2 separate regions of the Homo sapiens genome follow, and region 2 is linked to region 1. A link is a loop called in an ENCODE intact Hi-C map of the cell type or tissue named here. Cell type or tissue: ascending aorta. All regions are shown on one strand. Each heading gives the region's core, and the rest is flanking DNA. Links, peaks and the distances in the headings are about the cores only.

Region 1 (10,655 bases), core at 1,753-9,752:
AATCTTTGATTACTAATAAATAAACAGAACCACACGTTTGCCATTTACACTTTTTAAATAAATTTTCTTGGAATAGAGTTTCGATTTCTTTGTTTAGGAAGTGTGGTTCTGTTTTGTCTTTTCACTCATCCTGGAGAAGATTCTACCCTAAGTTGCTTGTGGTCTTCTTAGTCCTCAAATATTCTTTCTCAGCCTCCCTCTCGACAAACTGGATGACTTTTTCTAATCACCTTGCAACTCCTTCTCCCTCCCTGAAAACGTTCCTTCACTCAAACTACTTTAAAGAGCCCACAGTCTGACTTCTGCACCTGTCACTCTTCTGCCACCACCCTCTAGAAGGCTACTATGATGTCCCAAATCAATGCAGTGTCCCTGTTCCCATCCTCCTTTGGTTCCTCTACAGCATTTGGCACTTGTGGCCATCTAGACCCTGATGCCCCTTTGGCATCTGAGACCTGGATTCTGCTCCCAAGGTGGGGTCTGTGTGGTGGACAGAGTCAAAACCACAACATTGCCACTGACTTTCTATATGGTGCTGAGAGGTGGAGAGGGGTGCATCATTGTAAAGCCTCTCTGTTTGTAAAGCTAAACTTGTGATATCCACCTTATAGCTGTTTGTTGAAGATTGAGTGGAATAACGCAGGTGAGAGCATTTTTATATCATTCTTTAGTATGCATTCACTCAACAACTATGCATTGAGAGCCTACTAAATACCAGGAGTAAAGTGCTGAAAATCAAGGATCCACGGTGACCCTGTCCTCAGGAACTTATAGCTTCATGTGGGAACCTTTGTAAATCAAGTAATTGTACAAAAAGATACATGGTTGCAACTGCAATATGTCTGGAAAGAGAAAACATAAGATGCTGTGAGGGAATATAATGTAAAGATTTGACCCACCCAACCAGAAGAAGTATGAAGCGCTTCCCTAAAGAAAGGCCACTGAATTGAGAATTATATGTAGAGGGTAGCGAGGCCAACTGATGACAGCAAATGTTCTTAAGCAGGGCAAAGGCCCTGTGACAGAAGGGAACCTAGCAGGCCATGGGATGGAGAGAAGACCACAGTGGCTGAAGCACAAACGGAGGGGAGGGAGAAGGTAGTGCTTGAGAGGTAGATGGGGACAGAACAGACAGAACTTGTGGGGCCTTGCGGGCCGTGATAAACTTTGATGTGTATCGCAAGAGCAATGGAAAGCCTTTAGCGGATGATGCTGTGGTCAAATCTGCATCTCCTGATGCTCTTTCTGGCTACAGTGTGGAGGGAATTGGAAGAGGCCCCCGTGGCCACAGGAGACTGCTTCTCATTTCCCCTTGTGCTCTTCCTTCTGTTGACTCCTACGTATACCCCCTGCCCTTGTGGTTCTGGCCTCTCTACCTGAATTTTTAGCCACCTGCTGGATCTATCTATCTGGTGGCCAGAAATTTAAGCACATCTTCTTAGTTAGTCTCTGCAGATGGAGCCTATGAAAATATCTTCAGTTCCTCCCCTACCTTGGCCCAATCAGTTGTCATGTTACATAAATATCTGGCAGATAATGGTGAACATACAGCACCAGTGTACGGACTTCCCGCACAGTTTTGAGAATATCTTTCTGGTCCTTAGGCTTATTTGTTTCCCCTTTAGCATACCCAGCGCTATTGCTGCCAGATCAATATTCCAATGGGCACCTCCAATGACTGCTTTTCTCTGATTAGCCTCCCTACATTCTTTTTTTTCTTTTTTTTTGGAGACAGAGTCTCCCTCTGTTGCCCAGGCTGGAGTGCAATGGCACGATCTTGGCTCACTGCAACTTCTGTCTCCCAGGTTCGAGCGATTCTCCTGCCTCAGCCTCCCGAGTAGCTGGGATTACAGGCATGTGCCACCACGCCCAGCTAATATTTGTATTTTTAGTAGAGATGAGGTTTCACCATGTTAGCCAGGCTGGTCTCGAACTCCTGACCTCAGGTGATCCACCCGTCTTGGCCTCCCAAAGTGCTGGGATTACAGGTGTGAGCCACTGCGCCTGTCCCCTCCCCACATTCTTTACATCTGTTGTGCATTCTAGCCACAGTCCCCTGCTTCTTGCTTTTATTACAGATGTGCTGGGGTGCTCCAGCCCGATGCCATTCTGCCTTTATTTTCATCTGTTGGAATTATAGGCATCTTCTATGCCTCAGCTGAAATACCACTATTGACAAAAAACCTTGTGGACGCTTCCAATCTTACATGAAACTTCCGGTCTTCAAGCCACTTATAGGACTTTACTTCTCTCTTTAATGACACATATCACACTGGGATTTGTATTATCCACATGTTGTAGATATGTGTTACTCTCTCTTCTGAGCTAACTTTTTCCTGGAGATCTGGGATCACAGATGGCTCACCTGTGTATGAGTTATAACTTTCATATCTGTGTCTTGTGCAAGGAAGATGCTCAGTACTTATGTATCAAATCAGTGTCTGTTAGGATAATAAATAATTACGCATGTATGAATTAAACCTGTCTATTCTTTATTACCATGGTGTGTTTTCTGCATTCTTTTAGAAGTTTGGAGCAACGAATTATTTTGTTATTCTATTGTGACTATTCCCTCTGTCCCATATTCAAGCATACAAATATGAGAAAGGCATTTTTGAACTGCATGTTATGAAGAGAAAAAAGAAAAAGACAAACCAAACAATTCTTTGTACGTTTCATTTTGGTTAGAAGCCAATGTAAATGCTTGTGCTATAAGAACAAGCATATTTCCTGCCGTGAAGGCTTGGCTGTTTATCCTGGGACCCCTCTCTGACACTGGCTGCCCTCGAAAGACTGTTAACCCCTGCTTTGAGCCAGCAAACCAGATGTGGGTTTTTTAAGCAAATTATTGGTTATTTCACCACATGTAGTTTTTGCAGTTAAGTGTTTCCAGCTTTTCAGAGCATTCCACGGGAATAACATCATATTTTTCCTCCAACCTGTTAATTAACATAATTATTTATCAGCCCTAAAACCACAGCTTGAGTTTGTTAAGTGGCTAGCTGAACATATATTCACTGGATGGAGACCAATGCTGCTGGAGAGAACAATTCAGCAATAAAGAAAAAACTGGAGGTCCTTGGGGGAGGGGGAGTGGTGCAACATGCTCCATTCCCTTCTTGCTTCTTGGGACTCATCAGTGTGTGCTTATGCTACACCTTTAGGTGTTGGCTTCACTTCCCCAATAACTTGTCATCAAGTCAATCTACTTTTTCGACTGAAGAGTTTGTCATGTGACCTCTAAGTTCCCATCCAGTTGTTTTTCTTTTTTTAATTTTATTTTTCCATAAGTTATTGAGGGTACAGGTGGTATTTGGTTACATGAGTAAGTTCTTTAGCGGAGATTTGTGAGAACCTGTTGCACCCATCACCCAAGCAGTATACACTGCACCCTATGTGTAGTCTTTTATCCCTCGCCTCCCCTCACTCTTCCCCAGAAGTCCCCAAAGTCTGTTGTATCATTCTTATGCCTTTGCATCCTCATAGCTTAGCTCCGACATATCAGTGACAACATACGATGTTTGGTTTTCCATTCCTCAGTTACTTCACTTAGAATAATAGTCTCTAATCTTATCCAGGTCATGGTGAATGCCGTTAATACATTCCATTTTATCCCATCCAGTTCTAATATTTGAAATCTGACATTGTAGATTCAAGGGGTAAAACTGTGAAACTGCAACACCTCAAGACTATTTTTCCTTCACTCTCCAAATCTCATGGCACATTCTTGGGATTAGCAGAAAGTTCTTTCTTTCCCCCGCCCCCTGCACTCCTACCCCATGGTGCTGCTTTCCCACCAACTGGGAAAGGATAACAGCACTTTAACAGATTGAATACGGAAACAGAAATGGGAATCCAGCTATCTGCTAATAAGCCAGATATTAAATTAATGAGATTTGCAAAACAGTAAGACAATGCTACCCTTCTCATTAAATATTTTTGGTTTTGGAAAATATACTTACTATTCATATAAGTATGATATTTATGACAACATGTAATATATTTATTGTTATCTTAAGTAAGTTTAAAAAATTATCAGTTTTAATTTCAAATAGAAAACATCAATAAACGCTACCTATATAAAACAGAAGCTTTTTGGGAGCCTTAATAATTTTAAGAGTGTGAAGAAGCACTGGGACTAAAAAGTCTGAGAACCATGGCCTTTCATATATCAAGGATGTGAACAGATCTTATGCTACCAAGCTTTTGTCATTCTATTAGGCAAATGGTAAGTTCCTTAGAAAAGAATTCAAACACGCTGGGCACGTGTAAGTGTTTAAATACTTTGACAAAAGCCACCATGAGGGGCTCCATCCTTAAGGTGCCACAGTCGACTGAGATTACCTCTAACAGTCCTGAGCCAGCTTGCTCTAGAAACTATAATGCATGTGCTGTTAGGGAAGAAGCCGGAGAGCTGAGGATGAGAGAAGCTGGTAGCTATGGGGCCCAGAGAAGGGAAGGAGAGCCCTGGGATTAAATTAATAAGTTTTGGGGAAATACTTGTGGGTAGGGGTCCTGGGTATCTACAAATTTCCTCCCTTTAGCATTATTCCTTGAGAGCAGAAAACCCATTTGCAGAATTCAGCTACTGCCTGCACTGTGGTTTTTGTGAAGACAGTAATTAGTAGCTTGCAGTGGATTTCATGTGAAAGTTATAGTGGCTCCAGGCTAGACCAGAGATGGATACATGTCCAAATGTTTAAGTCAATGTTTAAATGGCCGAACCATAAAACGTTTGAATTTGATTCCAATTCCTGTAAAGCAGACCCCATCTTGCAACTTCTTGGGACTATATTCTGCTTCTCTCACAGTTCGTTGACAAAACCTCTTTCCTGCCAACAGAGGTTTATTAGCACATTAGTGCTCGCCCTCACATTCCATTTTGAGAAAAACCTCACATACCCACAGCCAAAAGTCATTTTCATTCTATTTGCAGAAGCCAAAGAATAGCATCTTCATATCACTTTGATCAGAGTTACAGTCTCCATAAGAGAAGAAAAAATTGCAGCAACTCTTCAATGACACAGTTTTTCTTGGACTACTAGAGGCGCATCAGTGATAAGGGTGGAGAGATGTACAGTCCTGTTTTGGGGTCCAAATAAGTCCCTTTAACATTAATACCCAAATTTCAATGATTTATTTTTCCTTCTCCCATTGAATTGCATTGTTAAAATTACCCTCAATGATTTCAGAAGTCCTCAAAATAGGGTGTCTCTGTTATGCTAACGAAGGGGCCCAATCACCTTGGAAATGAACTTATAAGAGCCTTAGTTAGCCATCTAACTAAGTATCCTCCCGTTCTAGCACTTTAAAAATTCTACTTAGCGTTATCTGGAATTGTCTTTTTAATTTATACCAGTGTGTGTTCTGACTCACTCCTTCCATTAGAATATAACTCCTGGAGGCAGAAATTCTGTCTTGCTCATACTATTTTCCTGGCACCTAGAACAGTGCCTGGCTTTCAGTATTTGTTGAGTAAAAGAATGAAGTTACAGTGCCCCTTCTGAAAATGCTTTTTCTCCAGGAACAGTCATGCTCCTCTGATGGAGTCCACACTGAACCTCAGTTTTAATCTCTACTAACATTTGTGGTTGTATCTTTGCAAGGACAGGCTCAGAGAGAAGCATAAGGTGGGGTTTCTGCCACGGAATTGCCTGTAGTCTACTTGAGTGCTGTATTGTCAGTTAGGGTCCTGCAGGAACAGAAGATAAACCCTCATTGGGTAATTTGAAGTGAGGCTGATAAAGGGACTATCTATAAAGATATGAGCAAGGTTGAGAGGATCTAATGAAGGATGCTACTATTCCCTTCAGCTAGTAATGACAGGGAGCTGTTGTCTCCCCATAACCCCAGGAATGTGGTTCTAAGGAGAGGGCCAGCCAAGTGGACCTGGAATACTCCAGAGGAAACACGGCCAGCTTTGCCATGTGCTTCCATGACAGAGCCAGAATTATGAAGGGAAGCCAGAGAAGCCGAAAACTAACAGGGGGAGAAGGGAGAGAAGAGGGAGAAAGAGTAGAGAATAAAGACTTCTTGGACCTGCATGGTGTGAAAAGAAATGCCTTATGGTCCAGCATCTTCTGGATTCAGCGTGTGTTTGTGATTGTCTGATAAGAACATTGCAACGCTCTCAACACCGTGACAACCGTCATTCCCCAGTCGATCCTGAAAAAGTATCTGTAGATCCTTAGGTCTCTGGAGTATTTAGAGTATAGCATCTCTTAATATTAATCATCTTTACAGGAGAACCTTCAGGAGTGAGGCTAACTCATCTGTGCCACTTAATGCCGGAGTAACAAAGCCCCCATCCACTGAGGACGGAGAGAGCAGATTGTAAGGAGAGAGCAGATTGTGTGGAGAGGCAGGGGTTTCTGTCACGTAGAAAGCATCTTGTACAATGTCTGACACACAGCAAGTGACCAAAATGTGGTGAGTAATAATGATATCAGGCTCCCGACAGGTAACTTGACTCTTTTAGGTTTCTGAAGCCGGTCTAGAAGCAAGCTGAGCTGGACCTATATCAGAAGACCCCAGCAGCCCTGCCCCGAGTTGTACTCAGCGGCAGAAAATCCAGCCAAATTCACACTCAGGCAGTCTGGCTGCAGCATCTGCTCTCTAAACCTTGTGGGTGCCCCACCCGTAGCCCCTCAGTACTTGCTGTTCTTGGACACACCAGAGGCTGCTTACTGCCAGCCTTATGCTCTCTCCTCAGGGCTTTCTCTGGTTGCAGGCACAAGTAGACCAAAAGTACCAGAGAGTTAAAATCCAGGAACATCTCTCATCTAGCAGCCTAGACTTGGTGACTGAGTACTCCGAAGAGTCTCTGCTCAGCTGGGATGGCTCTCAAACTGGTTCTTCACAGTCCTTCCCCGGCTCCTAGCAGGACTGAGTCCTGGCTGCCCACAGTGTGACCCTGCTGATTAATGTACCCTGCATTGACTTTCTTCCCATCCCTGGCCCAATATCTGCTTCTTTTCTGGTCCTTCCTGGGATCACATCCTAAATCAACTGCTTGCATTCACGTTCTTGTCCCAGAGCGGGTTTGAAAGGAGACCAAGCCTAAGGCACCGCATGCTCCAATCTCCTCACCTTCAATTTCCCCCATGCTTTAATGTTTCCTTTCTCCCAGCAAACTCTTCCACCAGCAAACACTCTCTCCTGTGGGTTATTTATAACTTAGAGTGGATTTAAGCCAATGTATTCCATGTATTTCCAGAGTTTCTTCCATTTAATGGGGAGGTCAACTCAACTCAGCGAGTTTTGCCTCCATCGTCCTCCATCAGCTCTGGGGATTATTCAACAGGGCTGGCTTTCTTCTCTTTCCCGCATCACTCTTCTACTTTCGATTCCAAAGTGTTAGAGCTTTCCCTCCGCTCTCTCCAATGACCTGCTATGTTTTTATCCTTTGGAAAACAACTTTTTTTTAAAAAAGAAAGAAAGAACACACATATCATTCTTGTTCCTCTGCTGTCTCCTCTTCAGTGCTAGATTTGTCCATTGACTTTCAAGGCTTTATATATCATGTTTGGATGGGTGACCTCTAAAGCTATATCTCCACCATTAATTTCTCATCCAAATCCTGGTCTCCCATGGTCTATGGAACATTTCAACATCCATATCTCTTTGTCCCAAATAAAGTCAGTAGATGCAAACGGAATTCTTCATCTTCACTTTAAAACTGTCTTCTTTTCCTAAGCTGCCTACTAATATCAAAGAGAACACCATTCCCACAATCTTTCAGTTTCACACTGTAGTATTCATGTACATTTCCTTCCTCTCTTTTGGCGTCTTAACCCTTTACCACTTCCTAACTCTCCTCTCTAACCACAGACTCTCCCTGTTTCACACTGCCCTATAGAAAGCTGAGTTAGTTTTTCCCAAATTCTGCATTCACCGTGTCATTATGCGGCACAAAAAAATACCGGTAGTAGCTCTCAATGGACTTCGGAATAAAACCCAGGTTTCTCAAAATGTTTGTGCACTTCTCTGTCCTTTTCTTATTTCTAAAAGTTATTTTAGATCTACACAAATCTTGACTAAAAACTATTATTTTATCTTTCTCTATTTCCCTGTTCTCTTCTCCAGCCAGGCTGGTCCACCCAGTGCTCTCCAAACACCGTGGTCGCTTGCATCTGTGGGATTTTGCTGGTGATCCTTCCCTATTTATCTGAGGTAATGTATCTTGACCCTAGCCATTATGTGCTAGGCATTATGCAAAACTCTGACATTGTATATTATCTCATTTGATCCCTATGACAAGTCTGTGTGCCAAGAGCTATTATTGCCTATATTTTATAGATAAAGAAATTGAAGAACCATGAAATTAAGGCACATTGCCACATCATACAGTGGGCAAATGCTGGAACAAGGTTAGAATTCCCTTCTGTCTGAATACTGTTTTAAAAAGTACTCCAAACTTGTAGATCCTGTCCATATTGTGTCCTTTCAATGTTAAATGAGAGCACTGTCAAACAGGCCTCCATAAGGAGTACCTGGTTCTCCAGAGAGATGTATTTTTGTTTGACTTTTATTATTATTGCTTAGAATCTAGACTCTGTGGACTTATTTTAACTCAGTAGAGATTGTCAAATTGCAAATGATCTTTTTACAGTAGAGAAGCAAATATTTTTGTCCAGTAGGAAGGGGAACCTCAAATGTTACAGTTTTTGTTGTCCCATAGAACATTAACCAGTTTTGTTTTTGACTTAGCAATCTTATTTCAGTCTTCTGACTCTAATGAACAACATGTACTTTGATTTCTTGTACATTCTGTTGAATCATCTTTACAATATACTGATTCCCCCATTAATGAGCTAAGTAGAACTTTGAAAGCTATGCACTTCATATTTTTATGAGTCATGCTTTTAATGTTTAGAAGATTATACTTTGACAATGTAAAGCCTACACACTTATTGTGCTTAGTAACTGACTCCCAGTTCCAGAATGCTTGCTCCTTATCCATCCAAATCCTCCCCTTTTCTGTCAAATTTAGATGTAGGCTCACCTCTCCTCTTGATATCCACCCTGAATATTTCAGCTCATGCTCATCATTTTTTCTTAGAACTTCTAGAATATTCATTGGTTTTAATGACATAGTACTTTGAATTTTCTCTTATTGTCTTATGCATCTACCTCTCGCTCTATTTCCATCTTGATCTTGATCTCAATCTCAATTTTGCGATCCATCCATCTATCTTCTCCCTCCACTCCCCTGACCCCAAGGTGCTTAGACTAGCTTTGGGCACACAATATGTGTTCAGTAAATACATGTGGAATACAATTTAATTCAGCTTTGCAGATTAGCCTTTACTACAGCTTAGAATTCTCCTGATTTATATTTAAGTATCTCCAGTCAAAACAGAGAGGCATTGTATCCAAGAACGAGTAGCCTTCTGGAAAGAATAGTAGTGACTAGAAGATTCTGTTATCACACGAGGAGGCAAAATGTCTTCTGCAAGCCCAAGAATCCTAAGAGTTAACTTTAGAATTTGCCCACTTAGCTAAACCTCATTCCAAATGCCACTTTTCTAAAAAGCCAGCCCAGTGGCAATCTGTGCCTTCCCCTTTCAACCACAACTCTGTTTAATTTCAAAACAAGGGCAGATAAAATATGCTAATACACAGCAAGTCTCCCCATTGCTATTCATTGGGAAGTCCCTTTCCAGTGTGAAAGTCCAGTCTTCCGTGAATTCACAAACAAATGATTGCTCTTGTTACTGGCATTCCACACCGGTGATAAAACATGAGAGTGAATCAGCCTCAGCCTAATTGTATGAGTTTTCTTCTGGAAGGTGCTGTGCTTTTCGTCTTGAATCTATATGGAAATGCATCTGTGTGCACATGTAGGTTGTTTTAAAATAAGTGCACATCTATCTGTCGGGATGTTAATAGGAAATCCTCAGAGACTTCCATTTAGTGGTGCTGATGGTAGTGATGGTGGTGTGTTTTATAAGTTCAAAGTGTTTGCACTTGAGCTGTAAGAGTCTTCTGTAAGCAGTGGGCTGTTTAGCATACCATGTGGGCCACAGCCTCTGACATCTTTAGCTAGAAAAGCAAAGGGCTGGGAAAAGGAACACGATGGAGTACTAGCAGCCACGAGAGAGCAGGGCTGGAATGCTGGCTCTGACCACAAATTGGTACACGGAACTTGTGTTTTTCATTAGGGTTGCTGGAGTAATGCTGGTTTTTAGCATTCCAAAGGATATTCAGACTTATATCAAATTAAATTCTCCTTTAAAAATCACTCTATGTTGGAATAACATCAAGGATCAGACGGCAATCAAGAAAACTCAGGAAATATAAAACTAAACCTAGCTCTGGCTTTTTCTTATGCTGTTGGTATGAATGTACAGTGTACATTGTCCATGATTCAGACGGTAATCTGGAATGCATCTTACAGATGAAGTTTGCCTAGAGCTTTTAATTGACTAGTTAGCTCAAGTTTTCAAATATTATTTGTGGATTGTAGAAGACAACTCTGAGTGACCATAGTACATTTGTATGCCAGTGCAAAACAAAAACATAAGAATATGTTTCATATTGTGCATAAACACTTAAGTAAGCCATGTATTTGTTTATATATGCTTATATATCCATTTGCGTAATTTACAACTAAAAGTCCCAAACTGGCTAAAATCAAGCAGTTAAGGAACTTG
Region 2 (10,655 bases), core at 1,652-9,651, 69 kb before region 1:
CTCAATTTTTAACCGTATGAGAAACCACCGTACTGTTTTCCACAATGGTTGTACCATTTCTTTTTTGTTTGTTTTTAACTTTTATTTTAGGTTTTGGGGTACATTGAAAGGTTTGTTACATAGGTAAACTCATATAATGAGGGTCTGATATACAGATTATTTCATCACCGAAGAATTAAGCCCAGTACCCAATAGTTATCTTTCCTGCTCCTCTCCCTCCTCCCACCCTCCACCTTCAAGGAGGGTCATTGGACATTGCACTCCAGCCCTGGAAACAGAGCGAGACTCTGTCTCAGTTTAAAATAAATAAATAAACAATGTATTAGGAACTTCAGTGTCACTTGAAGGTTGATTAGAAATGAAAATAATCTCCGATGACTTAGGTACTTCCTAGCGATGAAAACTTCCGTAATTAGTCAACTAATTGACTAATTACAGGGTCTGTTGTTTCCTTCTTTGCATTCATAAGTTCTCATCATTTTGCTCCCACTGATTTGCATTTGAGTTCAAACAAGATAATTTCTGAACTCCTATTGCAAATTGCTAAATGCTGTCTAAATATCTACTAGAGATGATTAGAATGATGGTTAATAAGTGCTATATTTCACATCAGGTTAAAATTTCTTCCAAGATATCTTTCTTTTATCTGCATGTATAGAATTTAGATCTTAGCATGAATGGGGATGAATTTATATCCATCTGTCATCTGAGATACTCTATGTGAACAAGGACCACTGTTGATCTGGCTGACCATATAAAATATCAGATAACAAAACCTTGAAAACTCATATTGGGAGTGTATGCTTTTGTCTAGTGCTTCTGGTCCTTTTAAGCAGCCAACAAATTTGCATTGAGACCTTGCTGACTGTGGGTATCGGTGATTTTTGTCCATTGACGATTTTATCTTTAGTTGCTACTTCTTTGGTTTCAAAGAACTACATGTGACAAAAAGTGGCAATGTCTTAGGAAGTGGTTAAGCTGAGTTTATAAAAAAGGAATTGAAAATATGTAAACATTTAAGCAATTTGAATTGATTAGGAACTTGGATGGGGGTAGTGCTTCAGTTTAATATAACTCAAGAGTTCTAGATAAATCATAATTCTTTAGATGAAGGCTAGTTTGTTCTGGATTCCTGCTGAGATAAAATGATCATAAATTTACAAGTAAAGAATAATGTAAATACCTTAATGTCAAAGTATTGCTTTACAGTTCATACAATACTTCTCAGTAAGTTGTATCCTGAGAGATCTTGTTTCTGCTACATACCAGCTGATGACCTTAGCAATGACCATCAGGCTGTGGACCTTAATTTCCCCCACCCCGGTAGGGTAAGAGGCGTGGTCTGGGCTCATCCTTCCAGCAAAGCTCTGTCTAGCTAAAAAAATCTACAACCCTGGTAACTTCCACTTTTATTCTCTCTGCTTTGTAGATTAGAAATCAGAGGAGGTGTGAGTCTCTCATGATTGGATAGACTGATTTAATTACAATTCTTAGAAAAATATTAATGCCTTTCTTCCTCCATTCCCTGTGTTTTGGGCTCCTGCTGTGAGTCGGGCCTTCTCTAGTGCTGAAGACACGGAGTGAAGAAGGTGGCCTCTGCCCTGGCCTTCTCCTGGGCTCTGGGGTGAGCCGCTGTCCTGGATTGCTCTGGACCGAGGGGCTTCCTGCCCAAACTGGGAGAGCCCCGGGCAAACTGGGATAAGTAGGTCACTCTAAGTGGGAGATACTGAGCATAAATGAGTATTTTTTTTTTAAAGTGAACAGTTTCAGACAATGACCAGTGTTCTGTGGGAAACCCTCAGGATAATGCAGTGCTGAGCATTTTGGGGTGGGGGTGGTGTTGGTGAGCTAACAAGGCCTCTGAGGAGACCACGGATACGCTCCAGGGAAGAGGGATAAGGTGGATGGAGACCTGGTGAGAAATAGAATGTTTGAGAAATAGATCAGTGACCAGGATGAACCCTGTGAGCAAAATCGTATGTTCTGGAGGGAGGGAGAGGTAAGGGCGTTGTGGGTCTTAGTAAGGACCCCATACAATAACAATAGCTACTGTTACCTTCTGGCACTTCACTTACTTCATTACAACCAATTCATAATCACCCATTTTACAGATAAGAATACTGAGACATAGAGGCTTTAATGAATCGTATCTAACGTCATGCAGCTTGCAGATGGTGAAACCGAGACTTCAACCCTGATGTTTTGGTGCAGAACCCACAGTTGTCCTTAACTGCACTCACCTGAGGGGAAGCCCCTTGGCCACCGCAAAGCTGTCCCTATCCCTCCAAACTCTTCATCCCCACCGCACTCACAATCACTCAGGAATAAAGACCAGCTTTGTCATTTGCAGTCGCAGTTTTCACCAAGCCAGTAACGGCACTGGGGGAGGCCTCTGCTGCTTTTGTGGCTTGGTTCCAGTGCTGAATGGGGGTAGTTATAGGATGGCTTAGAAATAGTCACTCTGCGTGTAATCAGGTCACTTCACTGCAAAAACATTTTTGTTTCCGCTTCCTTCCTTTTCTGGATCTTATCCAGGGAACAGTGTCTCTGACCTTCTAAGCCACAAAGGCCAGAGATAATGGGGCACAGCAGGTTGATGTCGTGAAAGGAGGGGAGAGTCCGTGGTCAGGATGAGTGTGTGGGCACACACACACACACACACGCGTGGGGAGACAGTCACTACCCAGGGTGTACGTCATAACGTATGCTTAGAAAAATACTGCTAAGAAATACACAGAAACTTTCCTAGTGTCGAATTCTCTTTTGTGTGTCTGAGATCTCCCTTCGGGCTCAGAGTAGAGTGGAGGAGACGGGCATTCACTCTGGGCAAGTACAAAGAAAAGCACGTGAAATTCCTCCCCTTCTTGTCCTCATCCTCATCCTTGCAGCTCACATCCAGCGCCGGCCTGGGCTTCTGTGGTCTGTGTTGACTCTGATTGCCTTGCCAGATGTATCGGCAGTGTTGAGACTGGATTGGTTTACAATTTCTTTCAAATCTGCTTAAGAATGAGAGAGACCTTTTTCTATAGGGGAAACATAATGTGTTCTACTTGATTAGGGCTGGAGGTAAAAAATAAAAGCTATATGGAAAATTCAAAGGATTTAGGTTTTTATTCTAAATTTTAAAACTTACCCATAAGAGATTCGATGGAAAATAATGAGCCCTAAAAAAATATTTTCCAGAATCAATCATGATTTTTTCATGCACATAATGTTGGTTTAAGGCTTGGGAATCAAGAGAAAAATGCAGAAGGAATGTCATATGTTTTGCTTTACAACTTTCTCTCCTATTGTTTGCGTTTCACACTTTCACACTCAAATCTCTCTTCCATTATTCTTTGACTTTTATAAATCTACTGAACATAAATTCTGTTTAATTATAGCATGGTTCACGTGTACTAGAGAGTTATGTTAATAATGAAAATGCTGTTGATTAGTAATCAAAGACAGATTTCGTAAACAGAGAAAAGGAGGCGAGGAAAGGTTTGGGGTTCAGGAAGGAAAGCCTAACTTCCTTCCTCACCATTCTCCCACAGCTGCAAGGTTTTCCAGGTTACTGTGGCCAGGTCGCAGCCCTGTCTATGCAGTGATGTGGGTGTTGTGCTCTCTCTTTTTTCTGGTAACAATTTTCCCTCCCTCCGTGGCCCCTGTGGACACTGATGTTTGTGTCTCAGTTGGCCCTGGGGTGTGGTGGTGCTGCTGTGAGGAGCACTGGTCACAGCTGGCCTGCATCCTCAGCAGGTCCCCAGGGGGACTTTAGGCAAACCACTTAACCTCTCTGAGCCTCAGTGTTCTTACAAAAAGAAGATGCAGTAACAGCCCCAAAGGGTGGTTAGAATTATTTTAAATATCTCATGTAAAATGCCCAGTGTACATCAGGTGTCCTGCCATCAGAGGGACTCAATGATTTTGATTATTATTATAATTTTAAATCTTGACTGTTGATACGAAGTGAGAAACAAATGAAGTCAAGGCCCCAGGGCACTGCGTTTGAGGCTGTCGGGGCTTGATGTGGTTCCAGGTGTGGCAGGAGTGCTGGGGATGAGCGGGTACCAGGCTCCAGCCTGCCCTCCCCTTGCCCCATCTTGGCACTGTGACGGCTGGCAGCTGGGTTCCCAATCAGGCACTGAGAGGCCATGTGTTCCTTTGTCATAGGGCATGTCCACCTCTGGTGTGTGTTTAGCCCCAGGCAAATCTTGAACTAAGTCTCAGTGTCCCGGGAAAAAGAGCACTGGACTCAGAAGTAGAAGAAATGGGGCCGAGTGTGGTGGCTCACGCCTGCAATCCCAGCACTTTGGTAGGCCGAGGCAGGTGGATCACCTGAGGTAGGAGTTCGAGACCAGCCTGACAAACATGGTGAAATCCTGTCTCTACGAAAAATACTAAAATTAGCCCGGCGTGGTGGCACATGCCTGTAGTCCCAGCTACTCGGGCCCCTGAGGCAGGAGAATCGCTTGAACACGGGAGGTGGAGGTTAGAGTGAGCCGAGATAGCACCACTGCACTCCAGCCTGGGTGACAGAGTAAGACTCTGTCTCACAACAAAACAAAACAAAACAAAAGATATAGAAGAAATGGGCCCTAGTCCCATTCACAAGTCACCTTGGGTGAGCCGTTTCAGAGCATGGGTTCCTCTGATAGAAAGTTTACATTTTCATATACGTCTTGTGGTTTCTGAAGGGAAGTTAAATGAGAGAATATGTATGTGAAAATACTTTGCCTACTCAAATAATAATATCAGTGATCATAGAGGTTTTTGTTTTTTTTTCTCCCCAGGGCTCAGTATTCCCCTACTATCTGCTTACTGCCTTTCCAGATCCTCCCTTAAAATGCTTTGCTCAAACCTGTTACATCTTCAAGTTTTTTCAGCTTTCTTGTCGCAGGCTCCATTCCTAATTCATGCACATAATCTGCCATGTGCAGACACAGGCACATACTCATTCAACTTGTCCCATAATCTTTAGGGTCTTGCTCCCTGTTACTTAGCCTGAAGAGTAGCCTGACAATATTTTCAGAGCTACTGATGGGTTGATGTAACCCAAGATTGCCTGTGGTAGAGAATACTGCAGACTAGGGTTTGGCCAATTTTTTTTCAGTCAGGGGCCAGGTGGCTAGGACAGAGTTTTGGAGCAGATGAGGGTTTTGACGCCCCCTCTCTTCCGCCCTTCCATGACTGAGTGTCTCAACCTGGAGGTGCGGGTGGGGCTGTGTAGAGGCTCCCTGAGGAACGCAGGAGGTTGTTGAGCTGTTGATTGGCCTGAGGTGGCTTGAAGGATGGAAATTTACAAGTCGGCCAAGAGCCTTCTCTCTGCCAAGGACTGATTCAGAGTTCAGGGATTAAGCCTCTGGCATGGGGATTAAATTGGGATCTCACATGCACAGATCCCACGGGCACCAGATGCTGGGCTGGGTCTGGCACACGCACTGTTGGCTCTGAGAAGCTCCTCAACCCCTTGTGGGCATCAAAGTAAAGAAAGAAGTGAGTGGTCCCCCTTTTCTGCATTTAGCCTTGATCTGAGATGAGAACATTCATTGGAAACAACCAAGGAGCATGAAGGAATTTCTTCCCGAGGCCAAGAGTGATGAAACGGCTGAGTGTTAAATTTTCAGTAGGGATACAGAGAAACATGGGCACAAAACTCAGTTTCATCCCCACGGCTCTGTTCCACTGGCTCTATCACGCTGCTTCTTGTGGGCCTGGAAAATGTTCCCCACTTTCCGAAGAGCTGTGTCTTTGCTCAACATCCACATCCCAGCAAACGGGATCCATTTCAAAAGAGGCTTTTGATTACTCATTGTCATTTTTGAACCTCTTGTTGCTGTCAGTCATCAGTAAACAGTGCTCTTAGGAAAGCCCTAAGTAGGAGAGGTTGAAGACGATGCTGTGGGCTGGCACAGCTTTTTGTTTTGCACATGCGGAAATTGAGACTGGGAGTGGAATGTGAGCAGTTCAGAGTTAAACAACTAATTCGAAGTGAGTTGAGAACTGGAGTCCAGTCCTCTGGGCTTCTGTTCCAGTGTTCATGAGACAGAACAAAACTGCTGCTCTGTAATGATAAGGGTCATGGGGTTACAGGCACCAGTGGTTGATGTGAAACTGTATCACAGAAAGAAAAAGAATTTATTTTTGCTTTTTGACCTTGAGAGGTAAAGAAGTTTTCCCCACCTCTTGTAGATCTAACCTCATCAAATCATACAAAAATCAATTTTTGTTTACTTGCATGGAGATTATCTTTTCGTACTCATGTATCAGTCAGCATAGGCTGAGTTACATTGTGGTAACAAATGACCCCCAAAGCTTAGTGATTTTCAAACACAAAGTTGGATTTTTCACTCCTGCTATATGTGTGTTGGAAGTTGCTGAGTTTCTGCTGCTTATCTCTTTACTCTAGGACTGAGGTGGACAGAACTCTCTCAATTTCAGGGTTGGGAAATTGTGAGCTGTGGCAGAATCTGGCCTGCTATTGTCTTTGTTAATCAGGTTTTATTGAAAGATAGACATGGTTATTTGTTTATGTACCGTTTTCACACCACCACAACAGGATTAAGTTGTCATAATAGAGGCAGTATGGCCCACAATGAAGATAATCTTTACTTTCTGACCTTTTACAGAGCAAATTGGCTGATCCCTGGTGTATCTGAAACATGGTGATCTGTGGCAGAAGGAAACGAGACAGAGCAAACTGTAGGCTGGTTCTCAAAACTTCTGCCCAGAAGTGACACATGGTCATTTCTACTCCCATTTCTTGCACTAAAGCAAGACATGTGACATGTGGCCCCTCTTGATGCCAACAAAAAAGGGGCAGGAAATCAGCTGATTCCAACATAATTTGTATTTTATTTGTATCTGTGTCTGTATTCTTGGTTGCAAACAACAGAAGTGTACTGTGTTTAATTTAAAGAGAAGGAATATTAATGTAAAGGTTATCAGGGAATCATGCACTTGAGAGGAAGGCTGAAGAAGGGGCCTCTGTGGGGTGCAAGGACACAGAGCCACAGTCCCACTGGAGGGACGGCCTCCGTAAGCTTGCCCTCTGGCATTGCCAGCAGTGGCCCTTCTCCACAGCACTGCTTGTATCTCTGAGGCCACTGTGAGTAACTTTAATTGAACTTTAGCCTGGATGTTACTCCTTCAAGATTCAAAGTGCTGGGTGGGTACTGTTTGTCGACCACCTTTAAAGCATGTGGCCATGTCCTAGCTGCTGGGAGGGTTGGGGAGATGAATAGCAAGACTTTTTCATCTTGGTAGGAGGAAGGGGCCCTGCTTTCCCTAGAGACTTATGAGTGGAGGAATCTCATCAACATAAGAGGCCACGCTAAGAAGCCTGGGAAGCCTAGGAAGCCCTGTCGTTGTTCACGCGAATGGTCAATTGCTTGCAGTTGGAAGCTGAGTGGGAAGTCTGGCAAACGTCGGTATTGCTTGTGCTTCAACTTCTTAAGTGACATTTTCCTACAGGACGCCTTCAGCAGGGAGCCTGGAAGGATCAGAAGAAGATGGGAGAACTTCCTTCCTGCTGGTCACTTAGGAGCCAGAATGACCTTTGTTACCTGGACTTTTCCTTTTCTCCTCCTCATCATTGTTCCATCCCCACTAAGACCTTCATTATTTTGGAAATATTAAGTTAGAAATCTAGTCATGGCCAGCATGAGAGAGGGACAGGGATGCATACAGGAATCAAACTGAATACATTTTGTGTTTTCATTCCCCGTAGGTACTTCTGCTGGTGTCAATCATTGGGACTGGATTATGTCTAAGCATCTTCAACCTCACAGGGGTAATTTGAAAAGTTGAGGAGGGGTTTGCTTTTGAAGAGATAAGCTCATATAATGCAGAATCCAGCCTTTATGGGGATCAGGGGGTCACTCCAACCATGGCCTTCACAAACGGCCTTCAACTGTACCCCTTGGGTTCATATCCAAGTGAAATTATTAGTCTAAATGATTGAAAGATAATAATATCTATTATACAATTAAAAACCTGTATCCCCTCCCAGATCATACACCTACAAATTCATGTTTTAAACTAATCTTCCATGTGGTGAGTGACACAATTATATTGCGTCATGCTTTTTTGCATTAAAAATATTAACTTGTGGCTGGGCATGGTGGCTCATGCTTGTAATCCTAGTACTTTGGGAGGCCCAGGTGGGTGGATCACAAGGCCAGGAGTTTGAGACCAGCCTGGCCAATATGGTGAAACCCCGTCTCTACTAAAAATACAAAAATTAGCCAGGCGTGGTGGCGCCTGTAGTCCCAGCTACTCGGGAGGCTGAGGCAGGAGAATTGCTTGAACCCGAGAGGTGGAGATTGCAGTGAGCTGAGATCATGCCATTGCACTCCAGCCTGGGCAACAGAGTGATACTCTGTCTCAAAAAAAAAAAAAAAAAAAAAAATTAACTTCTGGCCGGATGGGGTGGCTCATGCCTGCAATCCCAGCACTTTGGGAGGCTGAAGCGGGCAGATCACCTGAGGTCAGGAGTTCAAGACCAGCCTGACCAACATGGTGAAACCCTGTCTCTACTAAAAATACAAAAATTAGCCAGGCGTGGTGGCGGGTACCTGTAAACCCAGCTACTAGGGAGGCTGAGGCAGCAGAATCACTTGAACTCAGGAGGCAGAGGTTGCAGTGAGCCAAGAGCATGCCACTGCACTCTAGTCTGGGTGACAGAGTGACACTCCGTCACCAAAAAAAAAAAAAAAAAAAAAAAAAAATTTAACTTGTTTGATGCAAGTATTTTAACCTCAATTTTTAACCCCAATTTAGTAATCCTTTTCTGTGTGTGTGTGAGTGTAGAGCCTCAGAATATGGATGTGGCCTGGAAAATTCTTGGCCTTTAATGCTTTCCTATCTGAGCTGACTAGAGAGAAGAGATCTGGATTCTCTAAAGGACATGAAGCCCAGGAGCAGGCAGAGCTAGTGTGATGTTAGAATTGGGAGTCAGGGGTCTAAGGACTTGAAAGTCTATTTTTCAGGATTGAGTGTGGATGTGGATTACGAATGACTGCCTTGTACCCAGTCAATGGTCGAAGGCTTTCCAAAGTGCCAGACACTGGATGGCTTGTCGCTGCACTCATTTGGACATAACCCATGAAAACCATCTTTTTTTTTTTTTAATTATACTTTAAGTTTTAGGGTACATGTGCACAACATGCAGGTTTGTTACATATGTATACATGTGCCATGTTGGTGTGCTGCACCCATTAACTCGTCATTTAACATTAGGTATATCTCCTAATGCTATCCCTACCCCCACCCCACAACAGGCCCTGGTATGTGATGTTCCCCTTCCTGTGTCCATGTGTTCTCATTGTTTAATTCCCACCTATGAGTGAAAACATGCGGTGTTTGGAAAACCATCTTTAAAGTCTCCACTGGTTATGTCAAACATGTTCAAAAATGACTAAAAGAAGATAGTGTATCTGAAGTTGGTATTTTGTCAGCAGGTCCCCATGCTTTACGGATCGCATGGTTTTTGTAAGATGGTGGCTGGGCACTGGAGGCAGGGCTGGATCCCAGGGGTCAACAACGACGCAGCAGCCTTCCTATGGCTGTATAATGTGCCATGGCCGGGACAGGCGAGGGCAAGCTCAGGCTGACTAAGTGAGATCCCAGGTTCCCAGGTGGGAGCAGGACAGCTGACTGGCAAGACAGCCAAGGGTCCCAAAAGGAACGGAGTAGAAACAGGCAGGGAAAGGGGACCGCAAGGGGGCAGACTTTTCTTCCTCAGCTCCTCTTAGCTTGAAGGGCTGATACCACCATCCGGTTCTGGAGCCCAGCCGCCATTCAGCAGGCCCTGCCCACTTGCCTGTGGAGAGGAGGCTGGGGTTCACAGTTGGCAATCCAGTTTCTTGTTGGAACCAGGACCGTAAAACCATGCCTAGATTCCTTGAATTCTAGACCCAATTCCCCATCCCGTCAGCCCCTGAGTGGCATCCTGGGCCTCAGAATTACTTTTTCAGAACCTTATTGCTGCCAACCAATCTGATTTCTGTTATCTCTGAATCATCTTCTCCCATCTCCTCTGCAAAATCAGCCCTCCTCAAAGGCCAAGATTAAACTTGTCTACTCCAAAGGAAATGAAATCAGGATTTTTTTTCATATGAAATAGAAAATCATTTATTTACAGTATTTGTTTATTTTTTCTAGGACAAAGTGTAATTTAATTTAATTGAATGCCTTTTGTTTATGTTATGTTATTTTATTTATTTTATTTTAAGTTCTGGGGATACATGTGCAGGATGTGCAGGTTTGTTACACAGGTAAACGTGTGCCATGGTGGTTTGCTGCACCTATCAACCCATCACCTACGTTTTAAGCCCAGCGTCCATAAGCTATTTTTCCTAATGCTCTCCCTCCCCTGACCCCCCTCCCCAGCAGGCCCCAATGTGTGTTGTTCCCCTCCCTGTGTCCATGTATTCTCATTGTTCAGCTCTCACTTATAAGCGAAAACATGCAGTGTTTGATTTTCTGTTCCTGTGTTAGTTTGCTGAGGATAATGACTTCCAGCTCCATCCATGTCCCTGCAAAGGACATGATCTCATTCTGTTTTATGGCTGCATAGTATTCCATGGTGTATATGTACTACATTTTCTTTATTCAGTCTATCATTGATGGGCATTTGGGTTGATTTATGTCTTTGCTATTGTGAATAGGAT

The links. A loop is a pair of places that touch in the nucleus more often than their neighbours do. Peaks named below come from ENCODE experiments on the same cell type or tissue, not always from the same donor. Only the 100,000 strongest peaks of a DNase experiment are listed, where the experiment ranks them.
Region 2: it touches region 1 in a loop (4-fold over the local background); 3 of 110 quality-filtered maps call a loop at or near these places.

The regions. Positions count from the first base shown.
Region 1 is chr9:87,193,710-87,204,364 of GRCh38, reverse strand. It overlaps LOC105376126 (a long non-coding RNA gene), which reads left to right. Exons shown (of 15, transcript XR_007061642.1): 13 at 6,244-6,429; 14 at 8,086-8,172; 15 at 8,299-8,415. Among named protein-coding and RNA genes, the nearest start is that of LINC02872, 50 kb to the right of the region's middle. RefSeq lists an enhancer at 4,004-4,505. In ascending aorta, for the core only: no CTCF peak of the experiment used is centred there; DNase peaks (open chromatin) are centred at 5,469 and 6,737; H3K4me3 peaks cover 1,039 bases; H3K27ac peaks cover 1,745 bases.
Region 2 is chr9:87,262,549-87,273,203 of GRCh38, reverse strand. LOC105376126 (a long non-coding RNA gene) reads left to right here. Exons shown (of 15, transcript XR_007061642.1): 8 at 7,712-7,774. Among named protein-coding and RNA genes, the nearest start is that of LINC02872, 120 kb to the right of the region's middle. In ascending aorta, for the core only: no CTCF peak of the experiment used is centred there; DNase peaks (open chromatin) are centred at 2,361, 2,878, 5,243, 5,905 and 1 weaker place; H3K27ac peaks cover 3,077 bases.